Linked DNA regions of Homo sapiens: all the other regions are linked to region 2. A link is a contact called in ENCODE Hi-C or POLR2A ChIA-PET data. All regions are on one chromosome and are shown on one strand. The core of a region is the stretch at or near the end of the contact, and the rest is flanking DNA. Distances in the headings are between cores, read along the strand shown.

Evidence for each region. A loop is a pair of places that touch in the nucleus more often than their neighbours do. ChIA-PET counts read pairs that join two places held with the same protein, here RNA polymerase II (POLR2A). Pooled maps may share reads with other maps.
Region 1: a loop to region 2 is called in a pooled map, with 4 times the contacts of the local background. The contact joins the enhancer-like site here to the promoter of WBP4 in region 2. A Hi-C loop is called at or near these places in 2 of 50 pooled maps. POLR2A ChIA-PET finds 5 or more read pairs at or near these places in 3 of 52 experiments (CD8-positive, alpha-beta memory T cell, T-cell and activated CD4-positive, alpha-beta T cell).
Region 3: a map of endothelial cell of umbilical vein shows a loop between it and region 2 (7-fold over the local background). The contact joins the promoter of VWA8 here to the promoter of WBP4 in region 2. A Hi-C loop is called at or near these places in 2 of 168 maps with a recorded cell type or tissue (endothelial cell of umbilical vein and naive thymus-derived CD4-positive, alpha-beta T cell) and 10 of 50 pooled maps.
Region 4: a loop to region 2 is called in a map of naive thymus-derived CD4-positive, alpha-beta T cell, with 10 times the contacts of the local background. The contact joins the enhancer-like site here to the promoter of WBP4 in region 2. A Hi-C loop is called at or near these places in 1 of 168 maps with a recorded cell type or tissue (naive thymus-derived CD4-positive, alpha-beta T cell) and 4 of 50 pooled maps. POLR2A ChIA-PET finds 5 or more read pairs at or near these places in 1 of 52 experiments (CD8-positive, alpha-beta memory T cell).

What each region holds. Positions count from the first base shown.
Region 1 is chr13:41,809,274-41,813,559 of GRCh38, reverse strand. VWA8 (von Willebrand factor A domain containing 8) reads left to right here. Exons shown (of 45, transcript NM_015058.2): 17 at 2,220-2,335. Among named protein-coding and RNA genes, the nearest start is that of VWA8, 150 kb to the left of the region's middle. RefSeq lists an enhancer at 599-648. Within about 2 kb of position 1,844, at least 2 of the 41 ENCODE cell types and tissues checked have a DNase peak (open chromatin) inside an H3K27ac peak, as active enhancers do.
Region 2 is chr13:41,060,172-41,064,489 of GRCh38, reverse strand. WBP4 (WW domain binding protein 4) reads right to left here and starts at 2,981. Exons shown (of 10, transcript NM_007187.5): 1 at 2,815-2,981; 2 at 1,774-1,846. The coding sequence starts at 2,816. TRE-TTC1-2 (tRNA-Glu (anticodon TTC) 1-2) reads left to right here and starts at 3,681; the gene lies at 3,681-3,752. It also overlaps a transcript of ELF1 not described here. RefSeq lists a silencer at 4,187-4,318.
Region 3 is chr13:41,959,046-41,963,145 of GRCh38, reverse strand. It overlaps VWA8 (von Willebrand factor A domain containing 8), which reads left to right and starts at 2,037. Exons shown (of 45, transcript NM_015058.2): 1 at 2,037-2,293. The coding sequence starts at 2,131. It overlaps VWA8-AS1 (VWA8 antisense RNA 1), which reads right to left and starts at 1,977. Exons shown (of 4, transcript NR_039974.1): 1 at 912-1,977. RefSeq lists a silencer at 1,958-2,367 and enhancers at 2,568-2,707, 2,803-3,303, 3,304-3,804.
Region 4 is chr13:40,482,969-40,487,423 of GRCh38, reverse strand. No RefSeq gene overlaps it. Among named protein-coding and RNA genes, the nearest start is that of LINC00598, 4.2 kb to the right of the region's middle. Within about 2 kb of position 2,108, at least 4 of the 41 ENCODE cell types and tissues checked have a DNase peak (open chromatin) inside an H3K27ac peak, as active enhancers do.

The DNA of each region.
Region 1 (4,286 bases), core at 595-3,094, 750 kb before region 2:
ATGGTTTAACAGGACTCTTATAAGAATCCTCTGGTTAGAGTCATTTGTCAAATATTTTTTATGATTAAAATATGAATTTTTCATGGTCCTAGGTATTAAAAATGGGAATTTCTGAGTTATATTTGACTTTTGATATCAGTCACATTGCCTGAATTTTATCCTCAATACATGTTTCTTTCTCATAGCAAGTCAGTTGCCAAGTTTGTTGTATCCTACCTCTCCATTCTTGTTGCCATAACCTTACTGTAGGACTTTTTCCTTTTATAGGCAGATTATTGAAGTAGCTTTCTGTTTCCTGTCTCAGTTCTCTCTGTCCTTCATCCACTTTCTATGCTGCTGCTGATTTAAATTAGGAAGTAGGCTAGTAATAACCTGATTTGAAAATCATGTTACGACTTTACACATAGCAGAATCCTAGTGCCTTTAAGAATAAAGCCAAACCCGTCAGAGTGTCATTCATAGGTCTTTGTTGTTTGAGAGCAAGCCTTCCAGCAGGACCTTCTAGTAAAGCTGGTCTCATTTCCTCATGTTCTACTTGTGGTTCCATTACTTTTGCTTTCATGCCTTTGATGAGAGGATTTCTCATGCCCATTTGAATATTTTAACTGCCTATAACAGCTGTCTACTGTTCCACTTATTTTAGCATTGAAGTATATACTATTTTGAATTGTAATTTATGATTTATTATATTTGAATATTGTCTCCATATCTGGAATGCAAATTAATTGAAAACAAGAATGGACCAATGTCTGCTTGTAATTGAGTTCTTTGAAACTTAGAATGTGTTTTTTAATAGAAGAAAGGATATGTGGTGGTCATGCTTCCAACCTAATTCCCAAAGGAAATATAATACTAATGTTGTAGCTGAGATAGAATACTAACAGCAAACCAATATCTTATGGAGATGTGAAATACACAAGGAAGGATAAATAAATTATTTTTTTCTTCTTTGGGACATACGGAGATGACCTTAGGTGGAACATTAAAACAAGCAAATGTGCAGTGTGTCTTTGACATTCTCCCCTCATCCATTCTGAACCCTTTGTTAATTTCATAGAGTCCTCTTTTCTAGGCCCTTGAGTTCTCAGGGCCACTTTACTGCCCTTATCACCCTCTGTGACATTTCATACTGACCTGCCTTGCCCTCCCAAAGGTCCAGTTGCTTCAAAAGTGCTTCTGTCCTGTGGTTTTCAGTGATAATCACTGTCTTCTAATGCTGCTGATCTAAGTTAGGAATTAGGCCAGTAATAATCTCATTTACTAAATATATGCTAATATGTAGGTCCCATCACCTTTCTCTGCTGGGTTTTTTGTTTTCATTTTGAAGAGGCTGATTTTTAAATAACAGTTGTTGCCATTCGTTGAGCACCCATATGTGTGTGACATGTGCTAAGCACTTTAGAATCATTTTCTAATTTAACCTTCATAACAACCTTAAAGGTGAGGGCATTACTATTGCCATTTTAAAGTTGAGGGAACTGAGCCTTGGAAAGGTTAAGTAATTTGCCAAGGTAACACAGCTAATAAATAGGATACCGACTTATCTGATTCAAAAGCCTATAAACTTTACCATTATGTTATGCTGCCTGCCAAAAGAATTTCAACAAATATTTATTGAGTACTGACCATGTCCTGAGTTCTGTACTAGCAACTCTATTCGTGGAATTTTGGGAAATGTAATATAGCAAAGTGAAAGTATTCTGACAGCATAGGGGAAGGATTCAAAACAGCAAGCTGCAGCACAAGTGACAAATTGGTTGACACCTCTGTGGCCAACAGCCTAAATTGTTTACAACTCTTTTTGGCTATTTTAGAAACCACCGATTTGCTTAAAGCTTTAAACATTTCCGTGGTATCTTAACACCTTGGCTTTGTGTAAGGAGAAAAAGTGAACAGTCAATCATACAGCCTAAGTCCAGTGTGACCTTTGTTATGTAACATCCTTCCCCCATTGCCCCTCCCATCTCCAACTTAGCACAATTAAAATACATTAATTAAATTTAATTGATAAATACTTTAGATTTTTTAAAAACTATCTTCAAGGATGTTTTAAGTGTAAATTGGTTTCTGTTTATTTTGATTTGTAATTAATTAACAGCACATACTTTAAGTTTGGCCTTACCCCTTCAGTAATAATGAATTCTGCTGTGATATCCATCTAAAGGGACTTTAGCAAGTTGAAACAAGACTCTTAACACAATGTATTTGTCTTTTGATAGGCACAATCATTAGCGGCATCACTTTCTACCAGACAACTGTTGCGAATTTCTCGTCGGCTGTCACAGTATCCTAATGAAAATCTTCACAGTGCTGTTACTAAAGCCTGCCTTTCCAGGTAAACATATTCTTTCTCACTGCGTGTAAGTTTCTGGATCTTCACTAAAACTATAAGATAAGTTTAACTGATGGTGCATATTCCCAATTCTTCAAAATATATTGGTCTGAATGTAGAGCTATTTCAGCCTTGCCTTCACTGATTAGAACTTATTTAATACAACATATTATCTTTTAAAATTAATTTTTGGTCCCAGCATCACCAGAAGCAGATGTTGGTACTATGCTTCCTGTACAGCCTGCAGAACCATGAGCCAAAATAAAACCTCTTTTATTTATTAAAAATAAAATAAAATAAAATAAATTTTTATCCTTAATTTGTATGGGTACATGGTCAGTATATATTTATGGGGTACATGAGATACTTTGATACAGGCATAGAATATGTAATAATCACAACAGGGTGAATGCCATATCTATCACCCTAAGCATTTATCATTTCTTTGCATTATGAACGTTCCAATTATACTTTTAGTTACTTAAAAATGAACAATAAATTGTTGACTATAGTCACCTTGTTATGCTATCAAATACTAGATCTTCATTCTATCTATGTTTTTGTACCCATTAACCATTCCCTTCCCCAATTCTCACTACCCTTCCCACCTCTGGTAACCATCCTTCTAGTCTCTCTTTGTGAATTCTATTGTTTTAATTTTTAGCTTTTAGAAATGAGTGAAAACATGTGAAGTTTGTCTTTCTATGCATGGCTTATTTCAGTTTAAATAATGTGCTGTAGTTCCATCCATGTTGTTGCAAATGACAGAACTTCATTCATTCTTTTTTATGGCTGAACAGTACTCTATTGTGTGTGTGTACAACATTATCCATTTGTCTGTTGATGAACACTTAGGTTGCCTCCGAATCTTAGCTATTGTGAATAGTGCTTCAATAAACATGGTAGCACAGACCTCTCTTCAATATATGGATTTTCTTTCTGTTGGGCATATACCGGGCATATACCTAGCCTATACCTAGGATTGGTGTGTCATATGGTTGTTCTAGTTATTTTTTTTTCTTCTTTTTTTGAGGAACTCCATATAGTTCTCTATAGTGGTTATACTAATTTACATTTCCACCCACAGTGTACAAGGGTTCCCTTTTCTTCACTTACTTGCTGGTATTTGTTATTGCCTATCTTTTGGATAAAAGCCATTTTAATTGGGGTGAGGTGATACCTCATTATAGTTTTGATTTGCATTTCTCTAGTCATCAGTGATGTTGAGTACCTTTTCATATACCTGTGTGCCATTTGTATCTCTTCTTTTGAGAAATTTCTATTCAGATCTTTCATGCATTGTATAATCAGATTATTAGGCTTTTTCCTACTGAGTTGTTTAAATTCATATATTTTATCAATCCCTTGTCAGATGGATGATTTGCAAATATTTTTTCCCATTCTGTGGGTTGTCTCTTCACTTCATTGACAATTTCCTTTGCTGCCCAAGAAGCTTTTTAACTCAATGTGATCCTATTTGTCCCATTTTTGCTTTGGTTGCCTATGCTTGTGGGGAATTACTTAAGAAATATTTGTCCTGACCAATGTCTTGGAGAGTTTTTCCAATGCTTTCTTTTAGTAGTTTCATAGTTTGAGGTCTTAGATTTAATTCTTAATCCATTTTGATTTGATTTTTGTATATGGCAAGAGATAGGGTCTACTTTCATTCTTCTGCTTATGGATATCCAGTTTTCCCAGCACCATTTATTGAAGAAACTCTCCTTTCCCCAATGTATGGTCTTGACACATTTGTCAAGAATGAGTTCACTGTAGGTGTATGGATTTGTTTCTGGGTTCTCTATTCTGTTCCATTGGTCTATGTATCTGTTATGCTAGTACTATGCTGTTTTGGTTACATAGCTCTATAGTATAATTTGAAGTCAGGTAATATGATTGGTTCAGTTTTGTTCTTTTTGCTCAAGATGGCTTTGGCTATTCTGGGTCTTTGTGGTTT
Region 2 (4,318 bases), core at 1,732-4,231:
ATGTACAACTTCTATGGAGGATAATTTGGCAATATCTATCAAGACTACAAATACATTTACCCTTTGACACAGCAATTTCATTTCTGGTAATTTATTCTATAGATATACCTGCACATGTACAAAATCATGATATACACAAGCTTACTGACTGCAGCACTGTTTGCAATAACAATACGGTATCCATCTCTAAGGGACTGACTGGTTAAACTATGGTACATTCTCATAGTCTACTGTAACAGAGAGAAAGAAGCTCTTTATGTATGGATACAAAGGGAGCTCCAGTTACATACTGTTAAATTTTTTAAAACTAGTGCAGAATAATATATACAGTACATTACCTTTTATGTATGCTGGAATAAGAACTTGTGTCTACATGCATGTAGAAACAATGGAAGGATAGGCAAGAAAATGAAAAAAAAAAATGATAACCTATGGGGAGTGATGGCCACTAGATGACTGGGGACAGGGGCTGGTGAGTGAGCGCAATTATCTATTTAAACAATCAGAAATGCTCCCTAAATTACAAGTTTCTAGTTAAATGCAGTAAGAAATTCCTCACAAGCTCTGCAAAATAAGTTCTGTCAATCAAATCTTACATGATGCATTAACTGAGCTATTTTAAAATACTACCATGAATTCATCTTTAAAGTGTGACTTTGTAAAGCAGATAATCCTCCTGTTTTTCATACATTGCGTTTCCTAAAGTTGATTACACTACACAAAGAATACAATATTAAAGGACCATTCAAAATTAAATTAATTTTGTTTCTAATTAAAGGTTAAATCAATGTGTATTACCAACTCAAGAAGATAAAGACAGACTACACTGGAAGGGATTACTTACTCTAGATAACTCACAAAATTCATTTTACAGCCTAGGTACCTCCAAGAAAGAGAGACTTTAAGTGACCTGTGTGGTTTTAAAAATTCATGGTATTTATTTATAAGGATAGCCTAGGTAAAATAGTGAAGAACTTTAGCAACTATCCAAAAAGACCAAAACATCAAAAAAAAATCCAAATCCTAAACACCTTGCAGGTAACAGGAAATAAATGTCTACAGAAGAAATCCACAGCATTGTTAAAATATGAGACTACTATTCTTTGTGCATCCAACTTTGCCAAGTAAAAACGGTATCAACATAAAATATATTTAACAGATACCCTAGTGTTTATGTGGTATGTACATAGTATTTTGACATGCAAGAGGGGAGAAAAATCAGCGGTGTGCTTTTTGCTTTACATCTTCAAAACTGGATCTCAACTATGAGACAGACTAACAACATACCTAACAGAGTTGTTACTTTGTTTCATGAGAAAGGAAATAATGGTGTTCTTTCAAATTTAAGCATCTAAAGATACACAGCTCTGCATTAAATACACTTGATTATTTCTAGACCACAAAATATACAAGAAAAACTAAACATGTTGCTTTTATTTTTTAAGGGCTTTCCACAATTCTTTGGGTATGACAGTATTATGAACACCACCATTATAATATAGGTGCTTCATAACATGAATGATATGACCAACTCATTGCCCATTTCCCAAAAGGCCACAGAGAAATAATTTAATATATAATCAAAGTCAGGTTGATGAAAAGGAAGAAGGCTCACAGCTTTCATAGGGGACTGAGAAGACAGAAATCTTCTGATGTTTTGAAAATGCAAGAGCAATGTACATAAAAGTGCTTTGTAAACTGAGTTTACATCAAAAAGGAGCACTTCATTCAACACAATTATTATTAGAATCTCTAACAGCGGAATTATCATACAGGCCTATTGTCTGCTATCCAGCACTTGCAGTAATCACAGAATTTCTTTGGCTGTGACTTCCAGTAGTCCGCCCTGAAAAAGAGAGACAACAAGGCTAAGCTCATGTAAAACTTAAAAAAGGTTAAATTCTGCATGCTTTACAGTTTTTAAAGTTTGAAATATATGCCCCTGCTACTGAATCTTGTCTTGTTATGTATAGTCGTTTTATTATTTATCTGGTTGGAGCACAGTCAATTGAAATTCTGTTGCCAGCGGAGTAGAAAAAGTCTGTATCTGATTCATTACAAAACTCCCTTCAATAAAATGGCTTTCAAAAATTCCTCACTTGTTATCGTCATCGTTATGAAAAACTAAGGAACATCTTAGAAGAACATTTATCCTTTCTGGCTTTGGGGGAGGTTGCTGTAATGGAAACCTGAAGAAACTCATAAAGTTTGCCTTAAATCAAGTTATTCCCACCAAGAGAACAACGTACAAGACTACTCTGGGGAAAACTGTAGTTCCTCCCAGACTCTCAGTTAAAACAAACTGTTCTTGAGCCTCAAGGCAAGAGAGAACTGGAAAAGCCATGGGACTTCGTAGACGGCCGACAAAAAAAAAAAAAAAAAAAAAAAAAAAACCATTACGCTATCCAGGGCTGGCCGCTTCCAGTGGGCGGGGGAGGCCGCAGCCCAGCCCTAGTTTCACAATACCCTAGGGTTCAGGGGCTTCGGAAACCCAAGGGGTGCATGCGACCCCCGACAGCGTCGTAGAGAGAGCACTGCGTCGCTTCACCCGCGGCCGTCCAACCAGCCCCCTGAACCGGCCGCCGGCCTCCCCCTAGAGCCCGTGCCCCATACCCCAGGGCGTTCAGCGGGGTAACATTTCTACCCCGCCCTGAGAACCGGCCCTGCAGGTCTGGGGCCGGTCCCGAGCGAGTTAAGAACGCGTCTGTCACGCCCCCGGCCGAAGGGCGGGAGGAGAGGAGGGGAAGACCCGGGCGAGAAAGGGCGGCCCAGAGAAACAACACCTCGTTGTTCAGGGCCTGAGACCCAACTCACATGACTGCGCCAGCCGCTCTGCAAGTCGTCCAGGGTTCCACTCAGACTCGCGCTTTCCCAGCGGGACGAGTCGAGCTCTTCCAGCCGCCCGATGCCCACCCGAACCTCCCTCCGATCCAGACACCTTACTCAGTCCCCGGGACCAGCGTTCCGCTGTTCCCAACTACGGGTGCCCAGACGATCCAATCCGCGTTCGAAATCGCCTCCTCTCCCCTCCCCCTACAGGGGCGGTACTCCCGGCTCCAAAGAGGTGGGGTCGGTATAAAGGGGTTGAGGTCACCGGGAAGGGGTAAAAGCGCGACGGGACCTGAGCTGAAGGACGGGATCTCAAGCCTCAAGTCCCTGCGCCATCCCGCCGTCTCTGTGTCCTCCCCTGGGGCCCAAAACCTCCATCCTCCTTCTAGGCTCGCTGGCTCAAGGCCAAGGAGCTCAGCGCGCCGCCTCCGCCCGGAACGCAAACAGCTGTTCCCAGAGACGTCTCCGCTCTCAACTTTGCCAACTACTCCGCACGCACTTTGACCAGCGGAGCAACCGGGACCTGTGGGTCGGGGTCCTCTGGCGGAGTTAAAAAAAAAAGAGGTGAAACTGCGGGACCGGCGCTGCGAGTCGCTAGGCTTCGCCTCAAACTTTGCTGTTGCAGCGGAGCGGCCCCGCCCCTCCTCTCCCCTACGACGCCCACGCGCTCGGATGGGGCTTGTTCCCTAGCTCGGGAGCGTGTGGGCAGCAGCAGCGGCGGCGGCGGCGGCGGCGGCGGCGGCGGCAGCAGCAGCTTCAGTAGCGCAGAGGCGGCGGTGGCGAGAGGTGCGGCGAAGGAGGCAGAGGCACTTATGCTTGTCAGGTGGGTCACGGCAGTTTCTCATAGCACTTCCCATATGGTCTAGCGGTTAGGATTCCTGGTTTTCACCCAGGTGGCCCGGGTTCGACTCCCGGTATGGGAACGCTTCCTTATTTTTCTTTTTTTTTGCAACTATCGGTTTGGAGGGCTGACTTTTTAAATCTTGTGTTCTGGCTCCTTTCTTGTCCCCGTCTGGGTGAGTTTGTAGAAAATAAGCATTACTGTAGTTAGTGGCGCCAGGAGCTGGGCTGCGGCTTTTGGAGCCTCGAGTGCCACGCCGTGCCTGCTGGAGAAGCGAATGCGCTTCCGATCCTTCTCCCTCCCGCCTCCGGCTCACGGGGCTGGTGGGCCCTGAGGGAGTTTCACTTTCCCCTGGGCTGCTCCCCCGCCCCTCCGGCCCGTAGTTTTCCAGACGCCCGGGAGGTGATGATTAACTCCGGCCTTGCGTTATCTCCTCCCAGCGCCCCCGTCCGGCCCACACCCTCTTCAGCCGCTCTTGCGACTCTTCCTATGCAGGACGGGCTGACCCCCCTGCCCTGGGCGCCCCAGAGCCCGCGCCCGGACCAGTAGCTCTAGTGGTTCTCTGGCCGCAGGGTATTTACGAGGCCCCACGGAACACAGTGTGCCTTCCGCGCCCTCCCGGGGGGACGCGCTTTCCCGGCCGCGCAG
Region 3 (4,100 bases), core at 788-3,287, 900 kb before region 2:
CTCTTGTATAATATATCCTACATGAATCATTTCAAACACTACCTTCTCTGTGAAGACTCCAGGTGCAGCAATCCACTCCACAGTATGTTGAACCTAAATCTCTTGACACGTGTCTCACTGTATTGCAATTCTTTATTTGCATATTTATCATCAATACCTAATGTGAGCCCATTGATTCACAGTATCTAGCAGGGTACTGTTTATACAGCAGTTACTCAATAAATGTTGTCGTTGGGAGGCTGAGGCAGGAGGATCACTTGAGGCCAGGAGCTTGAGACCAGCCTGGGCAACATAACAAGACTCCACTGCTACGAAAACAAAAACACAAAAATTAGCCAGGCACAGTGGTGCACGCCTGTAGTCTCAGCTACTAGGGAGGCTGAAGCAGGAGGATCACTCGAGCCCAGGAGTTCGAGGTTGCAATGAGCTATAATACTGCCGCTGCACCCCAGCCTGGGCAACAGAGTGAGACTTTGTCTCTAAAAAAAATAAAACTAGGCAAAAAATGTTGTTGAATGCTCTAACTTGTGTTGATCTCTCCATTGTCTTAACTCCAAGAGCTCTTAGTGCTTATATCAACCACTTTGCAAAATTGCCTTAGGTTGTTCTCCCATTCTTTCAGGTGTCTACTGAGTTCCAGCGAGATTAAATGGAGATATCTTGACCAAGGTATTCAATTCTTCTAGCCTCAGTTTCTTCATCTGTAAAACGGAGGATAATAATAGTACCTCAAAGCATTTTTATGTGAAATGGGATAATTCATTAAAATCTTGATACATACAATGTGCTCAAAGTAGGAAAAGCATTTTATAAGCTTACATCCTAAATTTATGTCTTAGGGTTGCTATGAGGATTAAATGAGAAGATACACATGAAACGAAGTCATAATATATTGTGTAACTACTTATTACCTTTATTTTCACTGTCTCCTCATCTAGGTTAGAAGCCTGGTTCAGCCTTCATTCCTCAAGTTCTTCCGCTGGATGCCCAAAGCCTTCCTTACCTAGCCTTGTTTGACTTTTACAGTCTCCACTCTAACACTCTCTTCTCAGCACTCATCACAGGGTCAGGCGCAGGGTAGGTGCTATGTATTTAGACAGTGGCAGCTCTAGAATTAGCAAGGTCTTTAGCTGAAAGTGAGGTCTTCTGCCTTCTTTTTGATGTTTGCTTGTATAACTTGTCTCAAATATTTTGCCTTAGTCAATTCACTGTGACATTTTGGGGATGCAGTCTAATTACATTAGGCTTAGTTTGCTTTGTGGTAGGACCATTTCCGATGTTGGAATGTACAAGAGGGAGGCAGCCTTAGCCAGTGTCCTACTTTTTCCTTTACTAAAGACATAAATCATCTTTATATAACTTTTGTATTACAGCATGACTAGAAAAGTGCTTGATCTGGATCCTTTCTGATATTTAAGCAATTTCCATCTATCACTAAGATGTGAATTTTTTCCTTAGAATTTAGGAAGCGGTAATAAAACACAGAAACAAACAACCACCACCAAAAGGACAAAGGGTAAAGCTTTCACGTACGGTTTGGAAACACTAGTGTGGTTACAATGAATCAAGACAGTTGTGAAAGTTCCCATCATCTTGTGCATGTTTTCTCCATTTCCGAAATCTGAAGCCGAATACAGGGAAAGCTCCCTATACTTACTGGGCCTTTAACTAAGAAACGAAGACTTGGGGCAAGCATCTGAAGAGTCACACCGACAAATGCTCCTAAAACCCTTGGCATTTACTGAACTCCTGAGATTCTGTGGGATCGCAGGGAAACGGCGGGTGAAGGCCTGGTGCATCCAGGTGAACAGACAGTCTCACGGACTGCGAGGCGCTTGCCAGAGCCCAGCGCCGCAGCTCGGAGCACCCCCGCGGTGCGGGCAGTCCCGGGACGGTGCCGGCTCTTTGGGCTGGAGCTCCGCAGGCTCTTTCCGCCCGTCTGGGCCATGCAGGGCCGGGTAGGGCCGGGCTGAGTCTACTGAGCCGGCCGCGCCGCGGGGGAAGGAGTTTCCGGCGGACTCGGCTAGGTGCCGCTTCCTGTCCCCTTCTCCGCGCTGCCTCACGGTGCCTGCACGGGACGCCGCTCGATCCCCGAGCCCCCTCGCCGTCCCCGACAGCCCCCCCGGCGCCATGCAATCCCGGCTTCTACTCCTCGGGGCACCCGGAGGCCACGGCGGCCCGGCCTCGCGGCGCATGCGGCTGCTCCTGCGGCAGGTGGTGCAGCGCAGGCCGGGTGGCGACAGGCAGCGGCCGGAGGTCAGACTGTTGCACGCCGGCTCGGGGGCCGACACAGGTAACTCGGGGTGCGCCCCTGTCCTCCCTGGTGCCCCTGCGCTCCGTGCCGGGTCCCCGCGCGCCCCCGCCCCTCCTCTCTGTTGCTTCGCTGCGCTTGGAAGGACCGTTTGCCGAGCGGGGAGCTGAAAGATTGAGGTTCTAGTCCCGACCTCGGCGCTAACTGCTGTGTAACGTGGGGGCAAGGCGCTCGCCCTCTCTGTGCCTGATTCTGCAACCCGAGGGGTCTGGACTAAGGTTTCTGATGACCTAGAAGAGTGATTTCTCCTTCCCCTGCCGCTGCCTTTACCCCCAGAATTCTGACTTAGGTTATAATACTCGTAGAGGTTAATGCCTCAGCCCTATGGAATTATTGAAAGCTGGATTTGACCTTGCTCTCTGAGCCTCAAGGGCCTGGAAGCCGGTCTGTGTCATGTTCTAGCCAGGGCTTGTGGCGGCTTAGAAGGGAACATTCTTGCCAAAGAACCCATAGTTCACGGTGTTTTAAATGCATCCCCGAGCCTTTCCAAGTTTTACAGGAGTTTTCCTTAAAGTTTCACGTAATTCTTAGAGCTGACAGTTACACCTTAATTTAGTTAAAACACTTGCCTCTACAAATGAGGTAATTGAAACCCAGAAGGGAAAAGTGATTCGCTGGAGAACACACAACTAATTACTATGCTAGAATCACATGCTTTGATTTCTAAGCTCAGTATTTTTTGGCTCTACTTGAGCTGGTTTTAGGAATTCTTTTTCTTGTGTGTTGGTGGAGTTAGAGTTACTGTGATGGTTAAGGAAAGGATATCTGTTGTTGCTACCCTTGAATGGTGAAGTGATTCCAGACAAGATTTTGTCAATGTCAGTGCTGCTTGGAATAACAGGTTTTCACTATGAAATTGTAGGTTTCGTTGTCCTCTTGCATTTTCCCCGCAACCCCCAGTTTTCCTTGCTAAGAAATGAGCATATGGGCCGGGCGCGGTGGCTCACGCCTGTAATCCCAGCACTTTGGGAGGCTGAGGCGGGCGGATCACGGGGTCAGGAGATCGAGACCATCCTGGCTAACACGGTGAAACCCCCGTGTCTACTAAAAAGAAAATACAGAAAAATTAGCCGGGCGTGGTGGCGGGCGCCAGTAATCCCAGCTACTCCGGAGGCTGAGGCAGAAGAATGGCGTGAACCCGGGAGGCGGAGCTTGGAGTGACCGGAGCCACTGCACTCCGGCCTGGGCGACAGAGCAAGACTCCATCTCAAAAAAAAAAAAAAAAAAAGCATATTTAGGTCCCACGTATTTCGTTTTATTCATTGAAGACATACACCACCCCCGTCCCCCACCATAGTGTTGCAATTTCAAATTTTACTTTTTGTTTTTTTTTTTTTTTTTGCTTTTTCTCAATTACTCTCACTTCTGGGCTGTTTATTCATTTGTTTTTTACATTTTTTGTGTGTTCTTTATTTGTTTTTTGCTCCTTTGCCCTAGAAGGCAGAGGTCAAAGGTGGAAGTATAGCATAAACTATAGGTTGGGTTTTGGAGTTAAACAATTTGGGTTGGAATCCACTTATCCACTATCTAACCATGGGTCGTTGAGGGTAGGTTACTTAACTTTGTGTCCTAGTTTTCTTAACTGTAAAAGGATAAGAAGAATATATCTATTATGGTTGTTGTGAGGATTTATTAATTAATATAATCTGTGGCACATATTAATGCTCAATAAAAGTTAGCTTTTTTATTCTTAGTATGTACAGTTTTAGCTATTTGAGAATTATTCTGTTTCCTTGCCTTTAGAAGACATGAAACCAAGTTTGTTTAGATTCAGGACTGTTCAGACTAT
Region 4 (4,455 bases), core at 859-3,358, 580 kb after region 2:
TTTAAAAAAGAAGTTTGCGTGTGCGTATGTGTGCGTTCATGCATTTGGATGCATCCCAGCCACCTGTCTTTCTCCCAGCCCATCTGCCAAACAGCGCTAGAGGGATAATTCTAAAAGCACCAGTTGAGCCCTCCCCTCTGTGTTTTAACTGGCTGCTGTAATTAATGCCAGCACGTGACATTTGTTATTTTACATAACCCTCACGATCTATGAGGTGGGTATTATTATGCCCATTTTACAGATGAGAGGATGGAGGTTTAGAAAGATTCAGTATTTCTCCCAAGATTGCACCATTAGTACAAGCAGGGATTCCATTTGAGTGTGGCTGACCTCCCAAATCAAGGCCTCTGACCCTTAGCTATACAGCCTGTACTGCACTCCACGGGTCAAAAACCCAAAATGAGAAACAGCCACGCTCCTCAGCAGACGCTGAAGCCTCGGACCTGGTTTCCAGCACTGCCCTATGTGCATCATGGTCCAGCCTCATGGGTCCGTGTGTGTTACCTAGCCAGCCCATCTCTCTGGGCCTGGGCCATGGAGTTTCCTACTGCCTCTGCCTGGAATGTCCAGCTGCCCAACCACTGTGAAAACAGTGAGTTGGGTCAAGTGTTAGCTCCTTTGGGAAGCCTGCTCTGCCTCTCCCTCTCTAATCTTCGGGAATAATTAGGGGCTCCCTTCCTGTGCCCCCTCCGGTCTTCCCCAGCCCTTCCTGCGGGCAGCTGTGTGCTCACATGCCATTCCAACCCCTGGACAGTCTGTCCCCAGAGGTCGTGGGCTTTGCTGTGTTTGTCCTTGTATCTTCGAGCCTGGCTTTGGCCCTGACCACACATGTGTGGCACTGTAAATGCTGCTGAAGTAATAGAGAGTTGGGTAAATGACGATCGCTTTTCTGCCTTGCTGGCTGCAAATCCCACCTTCACAGAGCAGGCCCAGAACATTCCCATGGTGCTGGGCCACCAGGGAGCCGTTTGGGGAAACCAAGCTAATATTCTTCTAATGTTTAGGAAAAATAGGCGGTTTCACTGCAGGTTTCATCGCAGGTCACCTGACTGGCCTCGAGGGCAGTTCAAGTCTCTACTTAAACACCTGAGAATGGATGCTGGGCCACTCCCTGGGGATCATTTTGCCCCATGCAGTAATTCTACCAATCTGGGTAGCAGAAAGGTTAAGTGACTTGCTCAAGGACCCACAGAACTAAGGGAGAGAGCTTGGGATGGGAAGCAGTGGCCTCTGTGCTTTCTGCTCTGGGACCCATTTCTCAGCCCTTGGGAGGGCCCACTGAGGGTGGGGTGCGGTTTGGGCTGGCTTTGAAATCCTTGGGATCGTCTGGCGAAGTTGAGAACAGGGCAGCAGCCTTGCTTCAGAAGTCTTGGGGCTGCTCTGGGTACCTGAGCTGCTGCCCCGGCAGCAGGAAGTAATACTTTTAGAGCTTTAGCCCCAAAACCTCAGAAACTTTTTGATGATGCATTAAATGTCAAGTATATTGTTGAGAGGTGAAAAAAAAAAAAACCCAGGTATCAGCCTTTGTTACTGAGATGACAGGAGATAGTAATATTACAGGAAGTCATACTGTCAAAATAATAGAGAGGGTAGTGTCTAGGGGGCCACACCTTATAATAACTGTACTTAGTACAAAGGAGATTTCGTGTGCACCTCCGCATCTGTGCACTCTGAGGTGGAGCCCGGAGAGGAGGTGTAGAGAGAAGAAGGTGGAGTCTGCTCTGCGGGTATCTTTGCTTTGACATACAAAGCAGAGTTTAACTCAAAGACTGCTTTGTCTGGGGACAGACTACTCAGGCTTCAGGCCAATTACCATGAAAATTCACGTTAAAAAAAAATGCGTAATTGAAGCAAAAGGATTTTTAAATCTTTTTTTTTTTTTTTGCCTAAATGATTTGTCTACTTAGATGATAATTTCCAGATAATTGCAGCATTTTGGAACTGGAAGGGACTCTAAGGGGTCATTTTTCCCCACTGATGAGGGCTTCACAGCCTGCAGATGGACTTGGTTCAGGTCCTCAGCTAGGTGATGGCTCAGCAAGTCTGGCCCCTAGGCACCCTGGCCCCATGCCTGCCACTTCCTGCGGCCACACCCTGCCCACCCTCCCATCTCCTTTCCAAATGAGGTAACTCCCTGGGCAAGCCTTCTGTTCTGTAGGACAAGTTATCTAGCCTAGCCCCTGGCATGGTATAAGTCCTGGACACATGTTTGCTGAGAGAATAAACATGAGTTGGGCAGGAACTGGGCCAGGCTCCTCCACATGTTGTATGTGAAGCCTGTAGGTAGAGCTGGTTCACAGCCTGGCTGTTTAAACATGCAGGGACTTAGGCTGCAAGCGGGTGTGGACCGCATGGTGTGTTTGGAAGCAAAGCAACATTCACACGCTGTAGCGAAAGACATCTCCCTTCCGACTCCAGACGGGAGCTATTCTCTCCCTTATTTCTGTCTCTAGACCTGACCCTCCTTCAAGCCTATCTCTCCAGCTGCCTGCCTGGCACCTCCACTAGGATGTGCAGCTGGCATCTCACACTTGACATGGCCAAACCAGTCTTCTTCCATCTTCTGCTCGGTTACAGCATTTATCTACTCATTAAATCTAAAGAGTCGCCCTTAGTTCTTCTGTTTCCCACTCCTCCAAGCACACTCAATCTACCAGCAAGTCCCATTGGCTTTGCAGTAAAGAATATACGTCAGATTGGGCCACTTGTCAACCCTCTACCTCTACTCCCCTCATTCAAGCCACCACCGTCTCCCTGAGCTCTGGGTCCCGCAGCTACTCCTATTCCGGGCAGACCCATGCTTGCTCCCATCCCTGGTCTTGGCGCCACTGTGCCATCTTCCTGCACGCGCCTCCTGCCTCTCGGATGGCTGCCTCCTCCTTGGCATCAGCCTCCTCTTGGCTCGGACATGACCCATTACAGAGGTCCTCCCCGACTCCCATCTGAGAAAGTCCCCCTGCTCCCCATTACTCATCACTTTACTGTTTTGGTTTTGTGTTCAGGACACTTATTACCATCAAACACTCTCTTACTTACTGATTTGTCTGCTGTCACCTCCCCATGCTAAAGGGTTAATCTCCAGGAGGGCAGGGACTGTGTCAGCCTCACGGCAGGAGCTCAGTCAGTGCTGCCTGCAGTGAGCAACACACTGGCATCTACACAAGTCTCTGCCCCCTCTTCCTCTCTGTCATTCGCCTGTATATGCCAAACAGCTGCTGAAAAGCCAGAAGAGGAGTTCAAGGACACTCACACAATCTTTGAAAAGACATGGGTTTTATTTCCTCTCCTTACCACCATGGCAGTGCGAGGGGCAGCGTTTCTGCTCTGCGCACCTCCATGGAGGCACGCACACAACCTTGCTGTGGTCAGCACACCCTCATCCTCACTCCGCTAGTGAGAAGACCCAAAGCTCTGCAGGGCTCGGGAGCACAGGTGTGTAGGCAGGATCCGTGCCGCGGCTCTTGCTAGCTCTGCTGCGAAGTGGTCCCACGAGGACAGTCATTCATTCATCATAGGGAGACTAGGAAAGGCTTGCAGCTTGGTTCTCCCATCTGCCTGGGTGCTCAGTGCTTACTGGCAGGGCCGCTGCGGCCTGGGCGTGTGGCTTTCTTGCCTGACTGCACATGCGTCTGCCAGTGGCTCTCGAGCACCCATAGAGAGCTTCCTTGTCCAGGCTTCTTGCCAGGACCCAGGGCTGGGGACAAATGTGCAAATGACAGGGACCAGCTCTGTAAGGAAGCAACAACTGCCCACATCTCCATCTGCTTCACCTGATGCTCGCCATCGTCTCTGGGTAATCCTGCCCCAACTATGCTGGCTACGGTTGCAGATAAATGTTTCCCATCTCACATGGATTGAGAGCTTGCTGTGTACCACCGATTCTGTGTTTTATGTTCCCTTACGGTTTAATCCTTGCAAACAATCCTATGAAGACAGCCTTTCAAACCTCGTTTTTAGAGTGCAGGAACTGAATGAAACTCAGAGAAATTAAGTGGCCCACATCTAGTAAGTGGCAGTCCAGGAGTCAGCTGGAAGTCTTCCAAACCCAAACTCATATTCTCATATTCTCATAGTCCATGACCTGGACCCACAGTGACCATCTGTCCCAAGTTGCCCAGGATGTGGGAATTTTACTGCTAAAACTAGAAGAGTCCCAGACAACCTAGGATGGTTGGTGGCTTCACCTGTGCAGGTGAGGAGGTGATCATAGTCGGTCCAGTTGAGTTTAGGCCTAATCTAGGTTTCTGATAAAAGGAAAATATATCCTTTTTCTTCCCCATTTCCTTCTTTGGCCTTTTGCTAGTCAGCTTTTAAGATGCATGTGTTCATCTTTTGTCATTGTTCCTAAATGACACGTATTATTAAACACCAATATTTGAAGTTTGGTAGGAGCTGGCCCTTGACTCCAAGCTTGTTTGGGTTGGGACATTACTTTTTAATGATAGGTAGGTGACA